Regions from separate parts of the Homo sapiens genome. Here all the other regions are linked to region 1. Evidence: chromatin contacts called from ENCODE Hi-C or POLR2A ChIA-PET data. All regions are on one chromosome and are shown on one strand. The core of a region is the stretch at or near the end of the contact, and the rest is flanking DNA. Distances in the headings are between cores, read along the strand shown.

Evidence for each region. A loop is a pair of places that touch in the nucleus more often than their neighbours do. ChIA-PET counts read pairs that join two places held with the same protein, here RNA polymerase II (POLR2A). Pooled maps may share reads with other maps.
Region 2: a pooled map shows a loop between it and region 1 (4-fold over the local background). The contact joins two enhancer-like sites. A Hi-C loop is called at or near these places in 6 of 50 pooled maps. POLR2A ChIA-PET finds 5 or more read pairs at or near these places in 8 of 52 experiments (GM12878, HepG2, OCI-LY7 and 5 more).
Region 3: a pooled map shows a loop between it and region 1 (4-fold over the local background). The contact joins two enhancer-like sites. A Hi-C loop is called at or near these places in 6 of 50 pooled maps. POLR2A ChIA-PET finds 5 or more read pairs at or near these places in 2 of 52 experiments (GM12878 and activated CD4-positive, alpha-beta T cell).

What each region holds. Positions count from the first base shown.
Region 1 is chr20:5,527,974-5,532,770 of GRCh38, forward strand. No RefSeq gene overlaps it. Among named protein-coding and RNA genes, the nearest start is that of LINC01729, 20 kb to the left of the region's middle. RefSeq lists enhancers at 887-1,428, 2,068-2,137. Within about 2 kb of position 1,843, at least 2 of the 41 ENCODE cell types and tissues checked have a DNase peak (open chromatin) inside an H3K27ac peak, as active enhancers do.
Region 2 is chr20:5,734,535-5,739,331 of GRCh38, forward strand. No RefSeq gene overlaps it. Among named protein-coding and RNA genes, the nearest start is that of SHLD1, 13 kb to the right of the region's middle. Within about 2 kb of position 2,942, at least 7 of the 41 ENCODE cell types and tissues checked have a DNase peak (open chromatin) inside an H3K27ac peak, as active enhancers do.
Region 3 is chr20:5,672,245-5,677,041 of GRCh38, forward strand. No RefSeq gene overlaps it. Among named protein-coding and RNA genes, the nearest start is that of GPCPD1, 64 kb to the left of the region's middle. Within about 2 kb of position 2,232, at least 6 of the 41 ENCODE cell types and tissues checked have a DNase peak (open chromatin) inside an H3K27ac peak, as active enhancers do.

The sequences.
Region 1 (4,797 bases), core at 593-3,092:
GCAGGAGAATCGCTTGAACTTGGGAGGAGGAGGTTGCAGTGAACTGAGCCGAGATTGTGCCACTGCTCTCCAGCCTGGGTGACAGAGCAAGACTCCATCTCAAAACAACAACAACAAAATTAAACATGCAGCCGAGCACAGTGGCTCATGCCTGTAATCCCAGCACTTTCGGAGGCCAAGGTGGGAGTATTGTTTAAGCCCAGGAGTTTGAGACCAGCCTGGGTAACATTGGGAGACCCCCTATCTCTACAAAAACTTTTAAAAATAAGCCAGGTGTGGTGGCCTCCCAGCTGCTCTGGAGGCTGAGGAAGGAGGATTACTTGAGCCCACGAATTAGAGACAACCGTGAGCTATGATCATGTCACTGCACTCCAGCCTGGGCAACAAAGCAAGAACCCATCTCAGAAAGAAAAAAAAAAAAATAAAAGCTAAACATGCAACTACCATATGACCTAATACTTAACTGTTCTCGGAATTAGCCAACAGAAATGAGAACTTAGTTCACACGAAAGCCCGTAGACAAGTGTTTATAGCTGATTTATGCATAATAGTCCCAAACTGGACACAACCCCAATGCCCTTCAGTGTGTGAATGTCCAGAGCAGCCTGGGGACTGACACTGCCACGCTCTTACTTGGAATGTGTGTAGCTTTCCAGAGAATGAGTTAAGGTGTGTGTTGAGGGGCTGGGAGCGAGCAGTGCTGGCACACCAGCAGAACTGAGGAGTTCAGTCTAGAGTTGGTACATCTTGAGCTGAATCTCTAAGGCCTTCAGTTTCCTAGATCTGCTTCCCTCGGAAGCACTTAGGAAACAGGGCCTCCCTCCACAGGACAGCCCCCCGGGTCTGCAAAGGGGCATGTGTTTCCTCCTTAGGCACGGATGTGCCTTGTCCTCTCTTCTCCCACACTTAGAGTAACCTGTGAATAATTTGATGGGTGAAATAACCCACTGTCTGGGACACCATTTTTGGTGTGGCTTTATGGGTGCCTATGTACCGTGTATATGTATGTAACATGTAACCCTGCTCAAAAAGGTTAGAACTCACCCAGTCAGCTAGCGACTCCAGAATAATCAGATACATGTTCCCCCAAGGTACCACAAGATGGCAGCACATGCACACAGCATTTCAAGCTCCTGCACACTGAGATGACAGCAATTAATCTGCCCTCTAATAATGCCTCTGCCATCCTGGAAAGCCCTACACTTAAACGGTCATGATGCCTGTTTCTATGATGATGTGTTGCAAACACACGCAGCATTTCTGAGGTAGATGAAGAGATTCAAAGGGTAACAGGAGATTATGTAGTTCAGAATTCTTCACCTTTTTTTAAAAAAAATATTTATTTATTTATTTATTTATTTTTAATAGAGACAGGGTCTCACTATGTTGCCCAGGCTAGTCTTGAATTCCTGGGCTCAAGCGATCCTCCCGCCTCGGCCTCCCAAAGGGCCGGGATCACAGGCGTGAGCCACTGAGTGTGGCCAGAATTCTTCACCTTTTGGTGCAGAGTGTGTATGTCGCACCTGAAGCCAGAAGTCAACGATACTCGATGAAAGGGTTTGTTCAGCGCAGATGACCTACTTGGGTTCATGGCTTGCATGTGTTATAATTGCTGCTGTTTATTTCCTGAAAACTTAGACGATTTGGGGCACATTATCGATGCCTTACAGGCATGGTCGCATTAAACTTTACTGCAGCCATCTGTCATAGTGATTATTATCCTCATTTTACAGATGGGGAAAGAAAGAATTAGACCTTCAGGCACCTTGGTAATGGCACGCACAGCGAGTAGAGGCAGAGAGAACCTGCTTCCCTGACGGCCCACACTCCCCCGGCACACAAGGCTCCCTCTAGGTGGCGCGCGCGTCTCAGCTTCTACTGCGGAAGTCTCGGTTATGTGATTATGTATACGCTCAATCCTACACCAATTGAGAATGGCCCTTAGCTTGGAATTAGTAAGAACAGTAATTAGCAATTTATTGTCAGAAAAAAGTTCATAAGATTATCGGCCGCAGTCTCTTTGCTGCACATCTTTCTCATCTTGACAGGACAGCCACAGGGAATCCAGGTCTTCTCCACCACCCCAGGCTCAGCAGTTCATGCTTACCCACCCAGCTCAGGCACAGATGCGACATTCAGCTTAGCAACATTCAGCTTAGGATCGGGTAAACAGGCAGAGCTTTCTCTCTCTCTTTTTTTTTTTTTTTTGAGGCAGAGTCTCTCTCTTATTGCCCAGGCTGGAGTGTAATGGTGCGATCTCGGCTCACCACAACCTCCATCTCCCGCGTTCAAGCGATTCTCCTGTCTCAGCCTCCCGAGTAGCTGGGATTACAGTTATGCACCACCACACCTGGCTAATTTTGTATTTTTAGTGGAGATGGGGTTTCTCCATGGTCAGGCTGGTCTCGAACTCCAGACCTCAGGTGATCCACCGGCCTCGGCCTCCCAAAGTGCTGGGATTACAAGCATGAGCCACTGCGCCTGGCCTTTTTTTCTTTCTTTCTTTTTAATGTGGAAAATTCCAAATCCTATCAGAGCATATTTGGCATGTGATTTTTTTTTTTTTTTTTTTTTTTTTTGAGACAGGGACTCACTCTGTCGCCCAGGCTGGAGTGCAGTGGCACAATCACGGATCACTGGAGCATCAAACTCCTGGGCTCAAGCGATCCTTCCACCTCAGCCTCCTGATTACCTAAGACTATAGGCAAGCACCACCACAGCCCCTAGTTTTTATTTTTATTTTTTATTTATTTATTTTTTTGTAGAGACAGAGTCTCGCTTTGTTGCCCAGACTGGTCTTGAACTTCTGGCCTCAGGTGACCCTCTGGGCCTCCCAAAGCACTGGGTTTACAAGCATGAGCCACCATGCCAGGCCTAACATCTCTAATTTTTTAAAATTGTTTTTAACATAATGAGACCGAGCTTCACCATGTTGTCTAGACTGTTCTCAAACTCCTGGGCTCAAATGATCCACCCACCTTGGCCTCCCAAAGTGCTAGGGTTACAGGTGTGAGCCACCGTGCCCAGCCAGCATCTCTAATTTTTGACAAGCAGACTTTTGATATGTGATTTACCTAAGTTGTGTAAAGTTATATTCAACGTTATCTGCCTTTTACAAATCAGGAAAACAGGGTATCATTAACTTTCCTAAGTGATATATTCAGGGGGAAAATGAATTTAGCAAAGTGGAGGTCTTTTGTGTCCTTTTACAGATAGTAAAATAGCATCTAGGAGAATGGGAGGTTGAAGGGAACTGTCATAGATTTGGGGTCAACTGAGGCCAGTTAGTGGCCATGACCATGAGGGACCTTAGGTGCTGCTTGCTTTCCCCAGCCAGGTTCAGCTGTGTGGGTGCAGATTCAGACTTGGAGGTGAGATGAAAATAATAAGAGGGATGTGATGGAGCAAGACAGGGCAAGGGCCTTGAGCACACACAAGGAAGAGATTCCAGCAGCTGACAGTCTCATTACAGCTGGCAGGGCAGTCAGTGAGAGCATGAGATTAGGTGGATCATGAGCAGAGAAGCTGGGATGGATGCACTGGTGGCCTCAGCACAGGGAGGGTGCCAGGGGGAGTGAACAGTGGAGGGGAATGGGACTCATGTCATTTCCGTTATGGAAAGGGTGTCGCTATTTGATAGGAGAGCTCTGGGATATGACCATGGGAATGAAAGGCTGGGGAGATGACAGGATCACTGGCAGGAAACTGAGAGGCCAGTATTTTGGAAATATTATTTACAAAGCTACTGATATCACCAAGGACAGGAAAGTGTTAGAGAAAGTGGCAATGATTCAGAAAGTGAAATCTCCAAGGAAGAATGTTTGTACCCAGGCTTTGGTAGATGAAGGTAACCACAGGGTGTGGGAGAAACAGTTTGTTATGGGAAGGAGGAAGAATGTTCCAGGAAAGCAGCAATGACTGGCAGAAAAGACACTCACCCCACCCACCCCACCCTCAAGCCCACAGATACTCAAAAAGCACAGGGAAGAAAACATTCCCGTTTTGAGAGAGCAGTAGGGGAAGTGTGGTTTCACACAGAGCTGCAAAGTCCATTGTGGCAGCCACCAACCACATGTGGCTACCAAGCTCTTGAAATGCGGCTCCTGTGATCAGGGACTGAATTTTTAATTGAATTTAATTCAAATTAACTAGAAACTGAGGCAGTAGAAAATATTTTTCTGTTAATCACAGCTTTATTGGTTTGGTAGGACTTCATTTCACTTTAACCATTGAAAAGCCAAACTGGCCAGGTGCAGTGGCTCACGCCTGTAATCCCAACACTTTGGGAAGCCAAGGCAGGAGGATCACTTGAGGCCAGGAGTTCAAGACCAGCCTGGACAACATAGCAAGATCCCATATCTTAAAAAAAAAAAATTAGGCCCGGTGCGGTGGCTCACACTTGTAATGTCAGCACTTTGGGAGGCCAAGTCAGGCGGATCAGAGTTCAAGACCAGCCTGGCCAACATGGTGAAACCCCATCTCTACTAAAAATACAAAAATTAGCCAGATGCAGTGGCACGTGCCTATAATCCCAGCTACCCGGGAGGCAGAGGTTGTGGTGAGCCAGCATGGCGCCACTGCACTCCAGACTGGGCTACATAGTGAGACCCCATCTCAAAAATAAATAAATAAATAAATAAAATAAAACTAATAATAATAAATAAATAATTAGTTGGGCATGGTGGCATGCTTCTGTAGTCCCAGCTACTCAGGAGGCCGAGGCAGAAGGATCCCTTGAGCCCAGTAGATCGAGGCTACAGTGAGCTATGACCATGCTACTGCACTCTTGCCTTGGTG
Region 2 (4,797 bases), core at 1,692-4,191, 210 kb after region 1:
TTTCATTCCCTGCGACACAGCTCCTCTTTTAATTCTTCTGATTATATGCTGGGGCAGAGACTGTTACTTGAACCCTATTATTCATTCTAACTTAACTGGGCACATGGCTTCCTTGAGTAAAGATTACATTTCTAAGCCTGTCTTCCAAGTTTGATGTGGTCACATGACAAAGTTCTGACTAAAAGGATATAACTGGAAGTTTTGTACATGATTTGATTACCAGTCCTTAAAGGGGCAGGCATGACCATCATTCTTTCTTCCTGTTTCCCCCTGGCTGGAATGCAGACACAATGGCTTGAACTCAAGCAACTGCTTTGGGTCATGAAGGGGAAACCACGTGTTTAAATGGCAAAGAAACAAGATAGAAGAAATCTTAGTCTGGTATGATAATGAAGCCTGTAATCAGCACTGGACCAGCTGCCCCTGGTCCAGTGCTGATTTTTTTACATGAAGAAAAAATCTACATGCACAAGTTTTCTGTTATATGTAACTGAAGCTAATCCGAAATTGTCCGTTCTCCCTGCTCTCGTGGTCAGCCTCACCTGCATTTATATTCTGTCAATTCCAGATGCCTATGTCTTTCTCAACTCCCTGTTTCAGCTTCCTCTGGGTCTTTTTGAATACCTAACTCATGGTTTGACCTGGCATCAGCTCTGCTTGTTCAAATCTCTGATCAAAGGCATACCAAATTTGCCTCTGGGGCATCTCTGTTTATATTTTACTTCTGATTAAATTGCAGTGGAAATCCCACAAATTATTTCTCACTTATTTTTGGTACTGCATCATTTTCATAGTGCTATCAATAACTATGCCATCATGTTTTATAGAAGAAAACGTATGAATTCCTTTATATCTTGTGGGTGGAAAAAGGTATTTCTAACTCAAAGTTGAGATGTAATAAAAGATTAATAAATGTGATAATTTAAAAAGAAGAGGCCAGGCATGTTGGCTCACACCTGTAATCCTGGCACTTTGGGAGGCCAAGGCAGGCAGCTCACCTGAGGTCAGGAGTTTGAGACTAGCCTGGCCAACAAGGTGAAACCCCATCTCTACTAAAAATATAAAAATTAGCTAGGCATGGTGGCAGGCGCCTGTAATCCTAGTTACTTGGGAGGCTGAGGCAGGAGAATTGCTTCAATCTGGGAGGCCGAGGTTGTAGTCAGCCGAGATCGCGCCACTGCACTCCAGCCTGGGTGACAAAGCAAGGCTTCGTCTTAAAAAAAAAAAAAATCACACACACACACACACACACACACACACACACACACGCACGCACACAATAAAATGAAGAAATTTTGCATGACAAAAAGTACAATAAGCAAACTAAAAAATAACCCCACCATAAATAAAGTCAAAAGACAGGTAAATGACTTGGAGGAAATAATTTGCAACATGTATTACATGTGTTATGGATAAAGGGATTAATCCCCTTATCTGTCTATTGAACAAGTTGAGAGGGAGAAATTGGCTGGAGAACAGAAAGGAAGAGAAGGGGAGGGAAAGGAAGAAAAGGGAAGAGAAGGAAGGGGAGAGGAGGGGAGGAGAGGAGAGGAGAAGGAAGGGAAGAAAATGAACAGAGTGAGTATCCTGTGAACATGCTGGGACAGAGGATAGGGCATAGGAAGACAAAAAGGGACTGTCATCAACTTTGGTGCTAAACGAAGGGAAAGAGGAGCAGGTGGCCCAGATCTGGATGGGTTTGGATGTTTAATTGCATGAGGAAGCAAGTCAACAGCTGCGAAGGAGAAGAGGGAAATTTAAAATAATCCTGGTGGAGGGGAGGAGCCTGTATTTGGCTAAAAGACCAGACTCTGTTGAGTGAGTGCAGCTGGTGAGGATGAATTTACAAAGGAGTTGTTGTCCCTATGAGTGACTTTTCCCTGGCAGTTCTTGAGAATAGAGTTATTTGACTTTTTATTGTCTTCTCACGCAAAGGAGTCCCTTCTAATTTGACTTTGTCATTATGGGAACTTTTTCCCTACAGATCCATAAGGAGGAAAGAAATGAAGGGATGGTCAGCAAAAAGCAGTTTAATTACTACTAAAAATAGCATAGGCCGGGTGCAGTGGCTCACAACTATAATCCTAGCACTTTGGGAGGCTGAGATGGGTGGATCACTTGAGGTCAGGAGTTCGTGACCATCCTGGCCAACATGGCAAAACCCTGTCTCTACTAAAAATATAAAAATTAGTTGGGCTCAGTGGCATGTACCTGTAATCCCAGCTATTAGAGAGGCTGAGGCAGGAGAACAGCTTGAACCTGGGAGGCAGAGGTGGCAGTAAGCCGAGATCATGCCACTGCACTCCAGCCTGGGCAACAGAGCGAGACTCCATCTTAAAAAAAAAAAAAAAAAAAGCATAGACAAGGCATGGTGGTTTACGCCTGTAATCCCAGCACTGTGGGAGCCTGAGGTGGGAGGACTGCTTGAGCCCAGGAGTTCAAGACCAGTCTGGACAACACAGTGAAACTCCCTGTGTAGCTAGGCATGGTGGTACATGCCTTGTATTCCCAGCTACTTGGTGGGAAGTGGGGAGGGAGAATAGGGTGGACTGCTAAGGCAGGAAGATCACTTGATCGTGGGAGATCAAGGCTGCAGTGAGCCATGATCGTGCCACAGCACTCCAGCCTGGGTGACACAGTGAAATCCTGTCTCAAAATAAATACAAATTTTAAAAGTATGTTCAATTCATTAAGTTTGTCAAGTAAAACAAGTAAGCAACATCAGACACAGAGAGAGGTAGAAAAACTCAGAAGTTTCTGAAAGGGACATTACGGACAACTGTTAGGGGAAGGCTGGTGGTAAGTTTTTCTTATCACCTTAATTCAGAGGACACTCTCACTACTTTTTGCAACATGGTTGGGTGACTAAGCCCTTGCTCAGAGTTCAAAGTCCTAATGCTATTAATCTCTGAGATGATTCTCTGAAGAGGGTAGGACGCAGATTGTCTACGTCTGAAGTGGCTGTGGGTGCAGAAGATATCTAAACATTTGCAATTTGTTTGTTCCTTCTTTGCCACAACCCCACCCCCACTCCATGCAATCTGCAGATTAAATACACATGAATTGTTTCCTGTTATGAAAATCTCCTCTGCTGGGTGCAGTGGCTCATGCCATGACTGAGATCACGCCATTGCACTTCAGCCTGGGCGACAGGGCGAGACTCCATCCCAAAAAAAAAAAAGAAAATCTCCTCATGCCCAGGGCTCATAAGAATGGCCTTGGGCCTTAGGGGATGGTAAATTACATGCTAAGAGAATGTGAACATGGCTAAGTTATTTTGTAAAGGGGAAAAGGCATTAGGACCTTGGCATCCTTAATGAGAGCAGAATACTGACTAATGCTCCATAGAAAAGATTAGCAAATCTGTAATGACAATATTATTAAAAAGAAAAAAAAAAAGCCAGTCCTCTGGGGTTCAGAGGAAGGAAAAGTCTCAGGTGTCCTGCCTGGAAAGCTATGTCTGCATCTAAGTACTGCCAGAGCCCCAGCTCTGTGGGTCTGCAGGGCTGTGCACCAGAAGACCGAAAAGCTGCTATGGAGTCACTGGTCTGCTTTGATGGGTAGCTGCTGTTTGTTGGGAAACTGCTGTTTTCAGGTAGGGAAGGATGTGATGTCAGGGAGAACCCAGCCAGAGTTGAGATTTCCTTGCTGTTTGAAGGTAGATTGTCAGCGTGGGCTTGTTTCTGTGGGTTATGTTGACCTGGAAGTCTTCCAGCCCTTAGATCCATAGGGCTGGTTCTAGGCAAGAAGGTCTGTGTCTCCCTCCTGAGAAGCCTCCGATACCCCCTGACTCTGGGAGAGACTTCTAGGCATCATTCTAATAACCCAGCTTCAAACTTACTGCCTATGCAGAGAGCTGATGTGAAAGTATTTGCATTTTGAAGGGGGACTCCACAGGACTCAAAGAAATGCATTTCATTTTGTTTTGTTTTAAGATAGTCTCACTCTGTTACCCAGGCTGGAGTGCAGTGGCACAATCTAGGCTCACTGCAACCTCTGCCTCCCAGGTTGAAGCAATTCTCCTGCCTCAGCCTCCTGAGTAGCTGGGACTACAGGCGTGTGCCACCATGCCTGGCTAATTTTTTGTATTTTTTGGTAGAGATGGGGTTTCACCATGTTGGCCAGGCTGGTCTCCAACTCCTGGCTTCAAGTGATCCACCTGCCTCGGCCTCTGAAAGTGCTGGGATTGCAGGCGTGAGCCACCACATCTGTCCAGGAATGCATTTCTAATGGTGGAACTGCAAGTACGTAGAGTGAAAAAGATACTTTGGGCAGGATGTTCTACCCTGTGCTGTTCAAATTACCTGTTAAATAGGAATCAGGTAATTTGTGGGTATTAGTGGGTAGCCACCCACTTCATCCTTTTGAGAGCCTGGCTCTGCCCTTTGGAAGTTTAGAAACATCTGGCTCACCGTTTTTCTGAAAAGTATGCTGACTTCAGTCAGTTGTAAGGACTTACTGATAATGAGTATTTACAACTAGACACTATTAGTGGACAGCAGGTTAAGTGCTTTTCTCTTTCAGAGAAAAGGTTTTATTATCTCCTTTTTTTTTTTTTAGGGGGGGACAGGGTCTCACTCTGTTACCCAGGCTGGAGTGTTGTGGCATGGTGTCGGCTCACTGCAACCTCCATCTCTCAGGTTCAAGCAATTCTCCTGCCTCAGCCTCTCGAGTAGCTGGGATTACAGGCACCCACTATCACACCCAGCTAATTTTTGTATTTTTAGTAGAGACCATGTTTCACCATGTTGGCCAGGCTGGCCTCAAACTCCTGACCTCAGGTGACCCACCCGCCTC
Region 3 (4,797 bases), core at 982-3,481, 140 kb after region 1:
TCAAATAAATAAATAAATAAAAAATAAATATAAAAAAGTGATCTTATATTAGTCTGTTCTCATGCTGCTATAAAGAACTTCCCTAGACTGGGTAATTTATAAGGGAAAGAGGTGTAACTGACCCACGGTTCCACATGACTGGGGAGGCCTCAGGAAACTTACAATCATGGCAGAAGGGGAAACAAGCCGTCTTACGTGGCAGCAGGTGAGGCCGGGGGTGTGGGGAGAGGGAGAGAGCACGTGTAAGCACAGGAAAAACTACTCTTTAAAACCGTCAGATCGCATGAGAACTCACTATCATGAAAACAGCACGGGGGAACTGCCCCCATAATCCAATCACCTCCTACCAGGTCTCTCCGTTAACGCCTGGGGATTACAAGTCAAGATGAGATTTGGGTGAGAACACAAAGCCTAATCATATCAGATCTGTTTTTATTTTATTTTATTTTATTTTATTTTATTTTATTTTATTTTATTTTATTTTATTTATTATTTTATTTTATTATTTTATTTTATTATTTTATTTTATTTTATTTTATATTTTATTTTATTTTATTTTGAGAGGGAGTCTAACTCTGTCACCCAGGCTGGAGCGCAGTGCCGCGACCTCCGCTCACTGCAAGCTCCGCCTCCCGGGTTCCCGCCATTCTCCTGCCTCAGCCTCCAGAGTAGTGGGGACTACAGGCGCCCACCACTACGCCCGGCTAATTTTTTATATTTTTAGTAGAGACGGGGTTTCACCTGTGTTAGCCAGGATGATCTCGATCTCCTGACCTCGTGATCCGCCCGCTTCGGCCTCCCAAAGTGCTGGGATTACAGGCGTGAGCCACCGCACCCGGCCATATCTGTTTTTAAATATACATAATATTGAATTATATCTGTTCTTATGTTTAAAGTACTAGTAGGAAATACCCAAAATATTAATAATCTTTGTAACTGAGGGATAGGTTTATACTTGATTTTTACTTTTACTTTTCATTTATCTGTAGTGCCTATATTGTCTACAATAAACATGTATTATATATTTACTTTTGTTGTAAGGAACAAAGGTTTTTCTAAAAGTGGGGAGTGAGACTTAACCCCTGAACTCCCCCCAAAAAGACCATTGAATTTGTTTTCATGAGAATTAAACATTTCTTGAGTCAAAGACACCAAAAGTGAACTTAACAGCAGATGAACTGAGAAAAAGTATTTACAATGTGCAGAGCAGAAAAAGAGTTTTATTTTTCTGAAAACATTTTTATTTATTTATTTATTTTGAGACAGGGTCTCACTTTGTCACCCAGGCTGCAATGCAGTGCTATTATCTCAGCTCACTGCAGCCTTGACCTCCTGGGTTCAAGTGATCCTCTAACCTCAGCCCCCCAAGTATCGGGGACTACAGGTGCACGCACCACCGCACCCAACTAATTATTTGTATTTTTTGTAGAGACAGATTTTCGCTATGTTGCCCAGGCTCAAACTTCTGGGCTACAGCAATCTGCCCACCTTGACCTCCCAAAGTGCTAGGATTACAGGCATGAGCCACCATGCTTGGCCAGGAAAAGAATTTTAATCATTATATACATATACGTGTGTGTGTGTGTGTGTATACATATATATAAAACAAGTCAATAAGAAAAATAAAAACAATCAATAGAAAATTGAACAAAAGATAACAGCAATTTACAGAAGTTGAAGAAAAAAGTCCAATAAATATATGAAAAGATTTTAATCTCATTAAAAACGAAGGAAATAGAGGTCACAACCATTAATAAAATATTTTTTGCCAAAAAAATTTTTTTTGCTTATCACTTTAGAAAATACCTTAAAAATCACTAGCAATCAGAGTTTGTGAGGATGGTTATTCTCGCTAATAATACCAACCATCTATGTGTATACCTACTGTTGGTGGAACTGAAAATTGGCAGAGCCCTTTCTGAAAAGAACTTAGTGGTATATGTCAATACTTTAGGTATGCATGCCCTATGACACAGTGGTTCCAATTTCAGGTATCTATTCCAGAGAAATATTTGCCCATGTGCATGAAGAGGTGTGTACAAGAAGAGGCATGAGTCATAAAGCACTGGAAACAACACAAATGTCTAGCATGGAAGAATGGTTATGTAAACTATGATTGGTCTGTTCTATTGAAAAACCACACAGCACCTAAAACAATTAGAAAGACCTATATGTGGTGACATGGCAAGATAGAGCAACATAGCTCAGGGGTAACCACTGAGGGCCTGTCTGGATTCAAATCATGTTTCTGAAACTTCCTGTCTGTCAGACCTTGGAGAAGCCGCCTAAAGCGCTCTAAGTTTCCACTTCCCCATTTGTAAAATCGGAAAGATAGTATTATGTGCCTCCTAGGGCTGTTAATGAGAATTAAATGGGGCAATACATGCACTGTGTTTTTTTTTTTTTTTTTTTTTTGAGACAGGGACTTGCTCTATCATCTAGAGTAGAGTGCAGTGGCATTATCATGGCTCATTGCAGCCTTGACCTCCCAGGTTCAAATGATCCTCCTACCTCAGCCTCCTGGGACTGTAGCTGGGAATACAGGAGTGCACCACTGTGCTTGGCTAATTTTTATTTTTTTGTAGAGATGGGATCTTGCTATGTTGCCCAGGGTAGTCTCGAACTCCTGGGCTCAAGTGATCCACCCGCCTCAGCATCCCAAAGTGCTGGGATTAGAGGTATTAGCCACTTTGCCTGGCCATACACAACATTTTGAACTGTGTGTGTCTCACAGTAATTTATCAATAAAAATACAAACTTTTGCATATTAGAGAAAAGCAAGTTGTAGAACACCAAACATGATATCAAAGCCTTAATACTAAAGGTAATATATGTGGGTATGCCTATATATGCATAGAAAATGGCCCAGTAGAAAACATGTCTCATTAATAGCGGTGTTTATTTCTGATAAAGGAAAGGACTGGGATAAGGCTGGGGTAGGAAAGCTGTCATATCAACTCTACACTTCAGTATTATTTACTTTTTTACAGAAATAAATGTAACTTGTTTGCTGCATGCAGGCACTTGCATGCGCACGCGCGCACACACACACACACACACACACACACATATGCATACACCAGTTACCTTGGGCAAGGCAATATAGGCTTTGACTCTAGTTTGAAGATTTCAAGAGTACCAAATGTTTTACTCAAGGAATTTGAGCAATTGTGCAATTTTCAACAGTGTTTTGTGTCTATTTTGGCTACACAGAGAACTTCCTCAACAACATGGAAACAGACGAGTTTAGATTGTAGTTAACAAGAATAATTTGCAGAAATAGAAAGAAGCAAATAATCTGTTCTGTTAATAACACTCATCTGTCACCCATGCAATGCCTTTCACAGTTGACTGAGAGCCAATTTTATCTTGCTGTCACATAGAGTGTCCTTTTTATCATTGCAGTTGCACACTTCCCACAATCTTTAGGCAAAGAGGCGGAACTGCCTCATCTACGTGTATAGAAGTTATCTTGTTGCCCGGGTTGGAGTGTGCAGTGTGCAGTCTTGCCTCACTGCAGCCTTGACCTCCTGGGTTTAAGCAATCCTCCTGCCTCAGCCTCCTGAGTTTCTAGGACTACATACATGCCACCATGCTGGGCTAATTAAAAAAAATTTTTTTTGTAGAGATAGGGTCTTGCTATGTTGCCCAGGCTGCTCTCAAACTCCTGGCTTCAAGTGATTCTCCCACCTCAGCGTTCTAATATGTAGGGATTATAGGTGTCAGCCACCATGCTCAGCCTCTCTTGTGTCTCTGAAGAAGGTGCTGGTGAAGAAAGGATCTGGGGCGTCCCAGGTGAGGGAGAACTTTCCAACGCATGCAATCCATCTTGGGCCTCAGGTGACACCCTTGTATCATTCTGAATTAGGAAACGCTTCATTTTTTTAAACCTCATTATGCAAGGAGAATATTTTTTAAAATATTTTAAGGCCAGGCGCAGTGGCTTATGCCTGTAATCCTAGCACTTTTGGAGGCCGAGGCAGGTGGATCACCTGAGGTTGGGAGTTTGAGACCAGCCTGGCCAACATGGTGAAACCCCATCTCTACTAACAACACAAAAAGTACACTGGGCATGGTGGTGCCTGCCTGTAATCTCAGCTACTTGGGAGGCTGAGGCAGGAGAATCGCTTGAACCTGGGAGGCAGAGGTTGGAGGAAGCTGAGATTGTGCCACTGCACTCCGGCCTGGGCGACAGAAGGAGACTCTGTTTCAAAAAAGAAAAAAAAATGCAATCAAAACAAAAATAATAATCATTATGATATGATACCCATGGATTAACCACTCAGATTTAATGGATTTGAACATTTTTACACAATAGATTCTGGTGTGATTTTTTAAAAAAAGTTTATTAAAAAAAATAAAACTGGCTGGGCACGGAGGCTCACGCCTATAATCCCAGCACTTTGGGAAGCTGAGGCGGGTGGATAGCCTGAGATCAAGAGTTTGAAACCAGTCTGGCCAACATGGTGAAACCCTGACTCTACTAAAAATACAAAAATTATCCAGGCGTGGTGGCACATGCCTGTAATCCCAGCTACTCGGGAGGCTGAGGCAGAAGAATTGCTGGAACCCAGGAGGTGGAGGTTGCGGTGAGCCGAGATCTCACCACTGCACTCCAGCCTGGGCAACAGAGCTAGACTCGGTGTCAAAGAAATAAATCAATTAGATTAAATTTAAAAAAAAACTATGCAACTACAGCTAACTCCTTCCACCCTGTCCCAATCCTTTCTTGTACTTCCTTTTGCAGAGGTAACCAGCTTCCTGAACTGAGAGAGATCATTAGTGAGCATAGTTTTA